Regions from separate parts of the Homo sapiens genome. Here region 1 is linked to region 2. Evidence: chromatin contacts called from ENCODE Hi-C or POLR2A ChIA-PET data. All regions are on one chromosome and are shown on one strand. The core of a region is the stretch at or near the end of the contact, and the rest is flanking DNA. Distances in the headings are between cores, read along the strand shown.

Region 1 (2,700 bases), core at 109-2,608, 520 kb after region 2:
TGGGGGGCCTGAGGAGTAAGAATCCCTTGAGCCCAGGAGTTCAAGACCAGCCTGGACAACATAGTGAGATCCCCATCTCTACAAAAAAGTTTTAAAAATTAGCAGGGCGCAGTGGCTCAGGGCTGCTGTAATCCTGGCTACTGGGGAGGCTGAGGCGGGAGGATGCTTGAGCCCAGGAGTTTGAAGCTGCACTGAGCCATGATGGCACCATTGCCCTCCAGCCTGGGTGACAGAACAAGGCCCTGTCTGAAAAACAAAACAAAATAAAACAAAAAAAACTAACTAACTCCGAACTCCAATTAAGCAAAATGTTACGCCTAAAAAAATTCCATTCTTTGGCCAGGCGCGATGGCTGAAGCCTGTAAACCCAGCACTTTGGGAGGCCGAGGCAGGGGGATCACGAGGTCAGGAGATCAAGACCATCCTGGCTAACACGGTGAAACCCCATCTCTACTAAAAATAAAAATAAAAAAAAAATTAGCTGGGCGTGGTGGTGGCCGCCTGTAGTCCCAGCTACTTGGGAGGCTGAGGCAGGAGAATGGCATGAACCCGGGAGGCGGAGCTTGCAGTAAGCGGAGATCTCACCACTGCACTCCAGCCTGGGCCACAGAGCAAGACTCCGTCTCAAAAAATAAATAAATAAATAAATAAAATAAAATTCCATTCTTCGCATCAGTAGCATATACTATATAATGATATAATGATATCATTATTGTATTTTTTTTTGAGATGGAGTCTTACTCTGCTGCCCAGGCTGGAGTGCAATGATGTGATCTCTGCTCACTGCAACCTCCCCGTCCCGAATTTAAGCGATTCTCCTGCCTCAGCCTCCGGAATAGCTGGGATTACAGGCGCCCGTCACCACGCCCAGCTAATATTTGTACGTTTATTAGAGACGGGGGTTTCACCATATTGGCCAGGCTGGTCTCGAACTCCTGACCTCAGGTGATCCACCAGCCTCAAGCTCCCAAAGTGCTGGGATTACACGCGTGAGCCACCGCGCCCGGCCAATAACATCATCATCATTATATTTTGAGTTTCATCAATATGAAATTGATGGGAAGGAGGGGTGATTCCAGGACTGAAAGGAAGGCTTGTGTCGTCACCATGGAGATGGACAGTCCAACGCTTCTAATTGGCAGGGACGAAGGGACGGGTCCTCGGCCCGTCCCCCTCGTTCCTCTAGGACCGGAAAATTCTGGGAAGGCTCGAGGCCGCGGTCCCCGGGGTCCGCATAGTCCCGATGAAAAACAGACCCGGGAAAGCTGGTGGGAGTCAGGAGCCCCGGCGATGAGGATTGCGATGAAGGAAGCAGGCTCGGAGCGCCGCCAGCGCATGCGTATTGGGGATCTGAGGCCAGCGTCTTGCGCCGCCATTGCGGGGAGGCTGTCCTCAGAGCAGGTCTGGCGCGCCGGTGGCTGGACCGGCCCCAGGAGCCCAGTCACCGGGCGTCATTGGCTCAGGCTGCGGGGCCCTCGGCACCTTCTCCCTCCCGGGTCCACCGCGGCGGCGGCGGCGGCGGCGGCGGCGGCGGCGGCGGCGTCAGGGGGCGGAGCCTGCCGAAGCGCCCTTTGTCTGCGGAGGTGAGTGCGCGCCGGGAGGAGGCGGAGGCGGGAGGCGGAGGCGGGGGGCGGAGGCGGGGGGCGGAGGCGGGGGGCGGAGGCGGGGGGCGGAGGCGGGGGGCGGAGGCGGGGGGCGGAGGCGGGGGGCGGCGGGCGGCGGGCGGCGGGCGGCGGGCGGCGGGCGGCGGCGGCGGCGGGCGGCGGGCGGCGGCGGCGGCGGCGGCGGCGGGCGGCGGCGGCGGCGGGAGGCGGCAGGTGGCGGGAGGGGCGGCCGCTGTCCCCGCTGTCCCCATTCCTGTCACCCGCCCCGTGTCCCTTTCAGATTTTTGGTCTTTTATAGGAAGGTCTTACCCGTTCCAATATTATAAACACATTGTCTTCTACTATCTGGGAATGACTCTGAGGCTGAAGAAAAACTTGCAGTTTATTTTTGGGCAAGCGTCCATAGGTGTCATTTTGGGGGAAAGTTTTTCCTCATCTCAGGATTATGCAAACGTTCGGCTTTATTTTCTTATAATACGTTTAAAGAATTTTTAAAATATTTTCTTTTTCTCCTTTTTATCTGTATTTCATTGAGTATGATATTTGTGGTAAGGGGTTAGGTAGAGATTACCTTTTTCTCTCATTGCCTTGCTGTTATCCGTTGAGTCACTTTTCCACGGAATTGCAGTGACACTTTTATTACATTTTGCAGGCGTGTGTATGCTCAGATGTGTTTCTGTTTATTTATGTTTTTGTTTTGAGACAGGATCTCACTTTATCACCCAGGCTGCAGTGCAGTGGCACCATCATGGCACACTGCAGCCTCAAACGCCTGGGCTCAAGAGCTCCTCCTTCCTCAGCCTCCTCAGTAGCTGGGACCACAGGTGTGCACCACCACGTGCGGCTTTTTGTTGTTGTTGTTGTTGTTAGCGACCAGGTCTCACCATGTTTCCCAGGCTGGTCTCTGAGCGCAAGTGATCCTCCCGCCTTGGCCTCTCAAAGTGCTGGGATTACAGGCATGAGCCACGGCGTTCGGCCAGCTGTTTCTAGATTCTGTCACTGCCCTGACAGTTTCTGCACTGAATACATATACGTACATACATACATAGATTTTTTTCATTTAAAATGTTTAGGCCGGTTGCGGTCCTGTAATCGC
Region 2 (3,075 bases), core at 87-2,586:
AATAGTGTCAGTGAGCTGTCCAGGAGGGCAGGGGATCTGCCGATAAGAGAGCATTTAGGAAAATATGCCGACTCCTTAAATTGGGTTTCGATTTTTCAGCTTTTGAAAATATTGGTTTTCTTTAGGACAGGTTTCTGTACTTGCCAACAGTTGCCAGTTATCCACCAGCAGACTGCAGGAAGAAGAGACAATCTTCACCTCCCTCCTGGGTAGGGAGAGCTGAGAATTCACTAGGCTTAGCCTAACAAAGCCCGCAGTGGACGTTTCTGCTGTACCTGTCCAAGGCGTGATAGTTCCCCAGACTTTGGGGAATATCACCGTGGGTTATTTTGTCTAGTTAAGTCCCTGTGGTGGGATAAGGATGGCTCCTAGAGCATGTCGGCATCAGTAGTTCCTGGAGTGGATTTTCCTACACCGTCTAGGTATGAAAATTTGGTGGGAGAAAAGACCCCAGGAAAGGGGAAAGCAGGAAAGTGGAGCTAAGGGATGCTGCTATAACACTCATCCTGTTGTATCTGTTCTGTTTCCCTGAACTTTGAAGATAGTTATGCTGAGTACCCCCTTTAAAATGATTTTCTTCTACACTGTACCTTCCCATGGTCATGTTCTTGGTGGGGTGTGTTTCACATGTCCAGCCCTGTGGGGTTGGGGGGACACTAGAAGAGGTAGTGGGAAGCCAGACTTTCCCACATCATTCCACCGAGGCCACGGAGGCAGGAGGAACCGAGCCTTCCCTGTGCTCGGCACTGTGTTTTTCTTCATCATGTCACTTTTTACATTAACGTGTATTTTTGCTTGCTTCCAGAAAAGCACCTACATCAGCTATGCTGTAATCCTTGCTTTTCTCACCCAATAACTGGGAATCCCCAGAGAGCCAAAACTATCTTTTTAATCTCTTATTTCTTCATCACCTAGTACCATTTGGTGCTCAATCAACGTTTACTGAGCGGAAGAAAACGGAAATAAGACATTTTCCTCAAGGAGCAGAAATCATTACACGTATTTGGTCCAAACAAATAAAAATAAAGAGAACCAATGAAGACTGAAGTAAACCACATCACGATTACATAAATGTAAAGATCTGGTTGCTTGTGTCCTTTTTATAATACATACTATGATCTTTGCCAATTAACACTGGAGGACTCTTTCTGGTCGATAAAATGTTTGGATAATTAAGTATGCTTTCATTTTATGTCCCGGTATCAAAGATGTCCATTTATTCAAAACAAAGGGAGTGAACATAAAACATAAAAAGAAAAAAAAAAAGGCCTGTGGCTCCTCCTCCCAGACACCCCCCTCCAACAGTGATGAATAGGAGGGACTGTCTCCCTCCCCCATCCCTCGGAGACTAGCCTTGCAGTGTTTTAGACTGTTTTGAAATTCTGTTCTTTAGAAGAGATTTTTTTTTTCTTCTTAATATCAAACAAAGAACTGCTGCTATTCCTTTGGGCTGGCGCAGCAGGGGCCGGTGAAATGCAGGCTGACGACGGCGCGCCAGGGGCTGAGCTCGCCCCGGTCGGCGACGCGCACACACCTTGAGTGACAGCGACCTCTTCTCTACAGGTTTTCCCCGCGGGAGCGTGGCCCTAGCGGGCGTTCGGTTTTCTTTGGAAATCGCGGAGGGGGCTGGCCGGGCGCAGCGATCCCCACCCCGGGACTCCAGCCCCGGCCGTGCGCGTCGCCGCGGACGGGCTCTGCGGGCCACGGGGAAGGTGCGAGGAGGCGCGAGCAGGCTGTGAGCCGCTGGGCGCTCCCGCGAGCCCGCTCCTCTCCGTCGGGAGCAGGGCAAAGGCGCCAGGAACAGGGCAGAGGCACAGCGCCCACCGCCTCTGCGGCCGCCTGATGTGCGAGCAGCCCGCGACGAGGCAGTGCACGCTCAGACGCCCCGCTCCTCCCGCCAGCGCGCGGCCTCGCTCCTCCTAGAGGACGCTCTCTGCGCGGGCCCTCGGAGGAGGCGGCGGCGGGGCGAGCTGCAGCGCCGGGACAGGAGGTTTGTCCCCGCCCGCGCGCCGTACCGCGGCGGAGATGGGCGAGACCATGTCAAAGAGGCTGAAGCTCCACCTGGGAGGGGAGGCAGAAATGGAGGAACGGGCGTTCGTCAACCCCTTCCCGGACTACGAGGCCGCCGCCGGGGCGCTGCTCGCCTCCGGAGCGGCCGAAGAGACAGGCTGTGTTCGTCCCCCGGCGACCACGGATGAGCCCGGCCTCCCTTTTCATCAGGACGGGAAGGTGAGTCGGCGGCCTGGCCGCAGAGGCGCCGGAGGGGGAGCGCGGCGGTGGTAGCGTCCACCTTCCGCCAGGCGTGACGTCACAGGCGCGCGCCGGGCTTGGGAGGGCGCGGGATGATAGCGCCTAGCACCTGTCTCCGGGCCTTCCCGATGAGCCGCGCTTAGGGTCCGTGGGCTTCAGCTGCATGAACCACGTTCCAGCAGTTCGGCCCTCCTGGCCCCAACGCGCCTTTGAAATACGCGGACAGTGCGCTTTCCTTCTTGGCCCGAGCGGCGCTTCGCAATGCGGGCTTGTGCACTCGTGAGGCCCGCGGACACCTCCCGCCCCTGCGCGGCGGAGCGCTCCGCCGGCTACCTGCTCCTCAGAAGTGGCCTGGAGGCTGGATTTCCTTGGCCATATCTGGTCCCTGGGCTCTCGCCGACAAAGAAGCATTGTCCGTACTGTCTGTGTGCCCAGAAATGGGAAGCGGGTGTAAGGGGAGGCCAAACTTGACTTTCTTAGTGTCGCGAGGTGGGTCAGAGCGTTACATTGACATAAAACAGATTAACAACAGAAAAACATACATCTCTTGAATATGTTTTACGTGAAAAAGACACAAAGAAATGGCAAAACCCAAATACTTTTGTGCTAGGCAGAACCAAGAGCGGCAGCTGTGGGAGAGTAAAGTGTGCGGGGAGGCTAATGGAAGATGGAACTGCTTGAACCACGTCTAGGTAGAAATCTCCGCCTTGCTCGGCTCTGGTGCCGAGTGTTTCTTTGTTCCTGGTGTAGGGAGGCCATGTTTTACAGGAGTTTTCTCTTGTTTCATGAAGAAAAGGGGGCAGTTTAGAGCACTCTTCTGTTTTT

What was found. Hi-C counts contacts between places; a loop is a spot of excess contacts on that map. ChIA-PET counts read pairs that join two places held with the same protein, here RNA polymerase II (POLR2A). Pooled maps may share reads with other maps.
Region 1: a loop to region 2 is called in a map of CD8-positive, alpha-beta T cell, with 27 times the contacts of the local background. The contact joins the promoter of ZNF713 here to the promoter of LANCL2 in region 2. A Hi-C loop is called at or near these places in 14 of 168 maps with a recorded cell type or tissue (B cell, CD4-positive, alpha-beta T cell, CD4-positive, alpha-beta memory T cell and 8 more), 11 of 37 single-sample maps with no recorded cell type and 31 of 50 pooled maps. POLR2A ChIA-PET finds 5 or more read pairs at or near these places in 1 of 52 experiments (Panc1).

The regions. Positions count from the first base shown.
Region 1 is chr7:55,886,098-55,888,797 of GRCh38, forward strand. It overlaps ZNF713 (zinc finger protein 713), which reads left to right and starts at 1,359. Exons shown (of 7, transcript NM_182633.3): 1 at 1,359-1,583. RefSeq lists an enhancer at 1,050-1,389 and a silencer at 1,510-1,559.
Region 2 is chr7:55,364,001-55,367,075 of GRCh38, forward strand. LANCL2 (LanC like glutathione S-transferase 2) reads left to right here and starts at 1,337. Exons shown (of 9, transcript NM_018697.4): 1 at 1,337-2,229. The coding sequence starts at 2,026. RefSeq lists enhancers at 1,262-1,451, 2,072-2,531, 2,562-2,801 and a silencer at 1,522-1,941.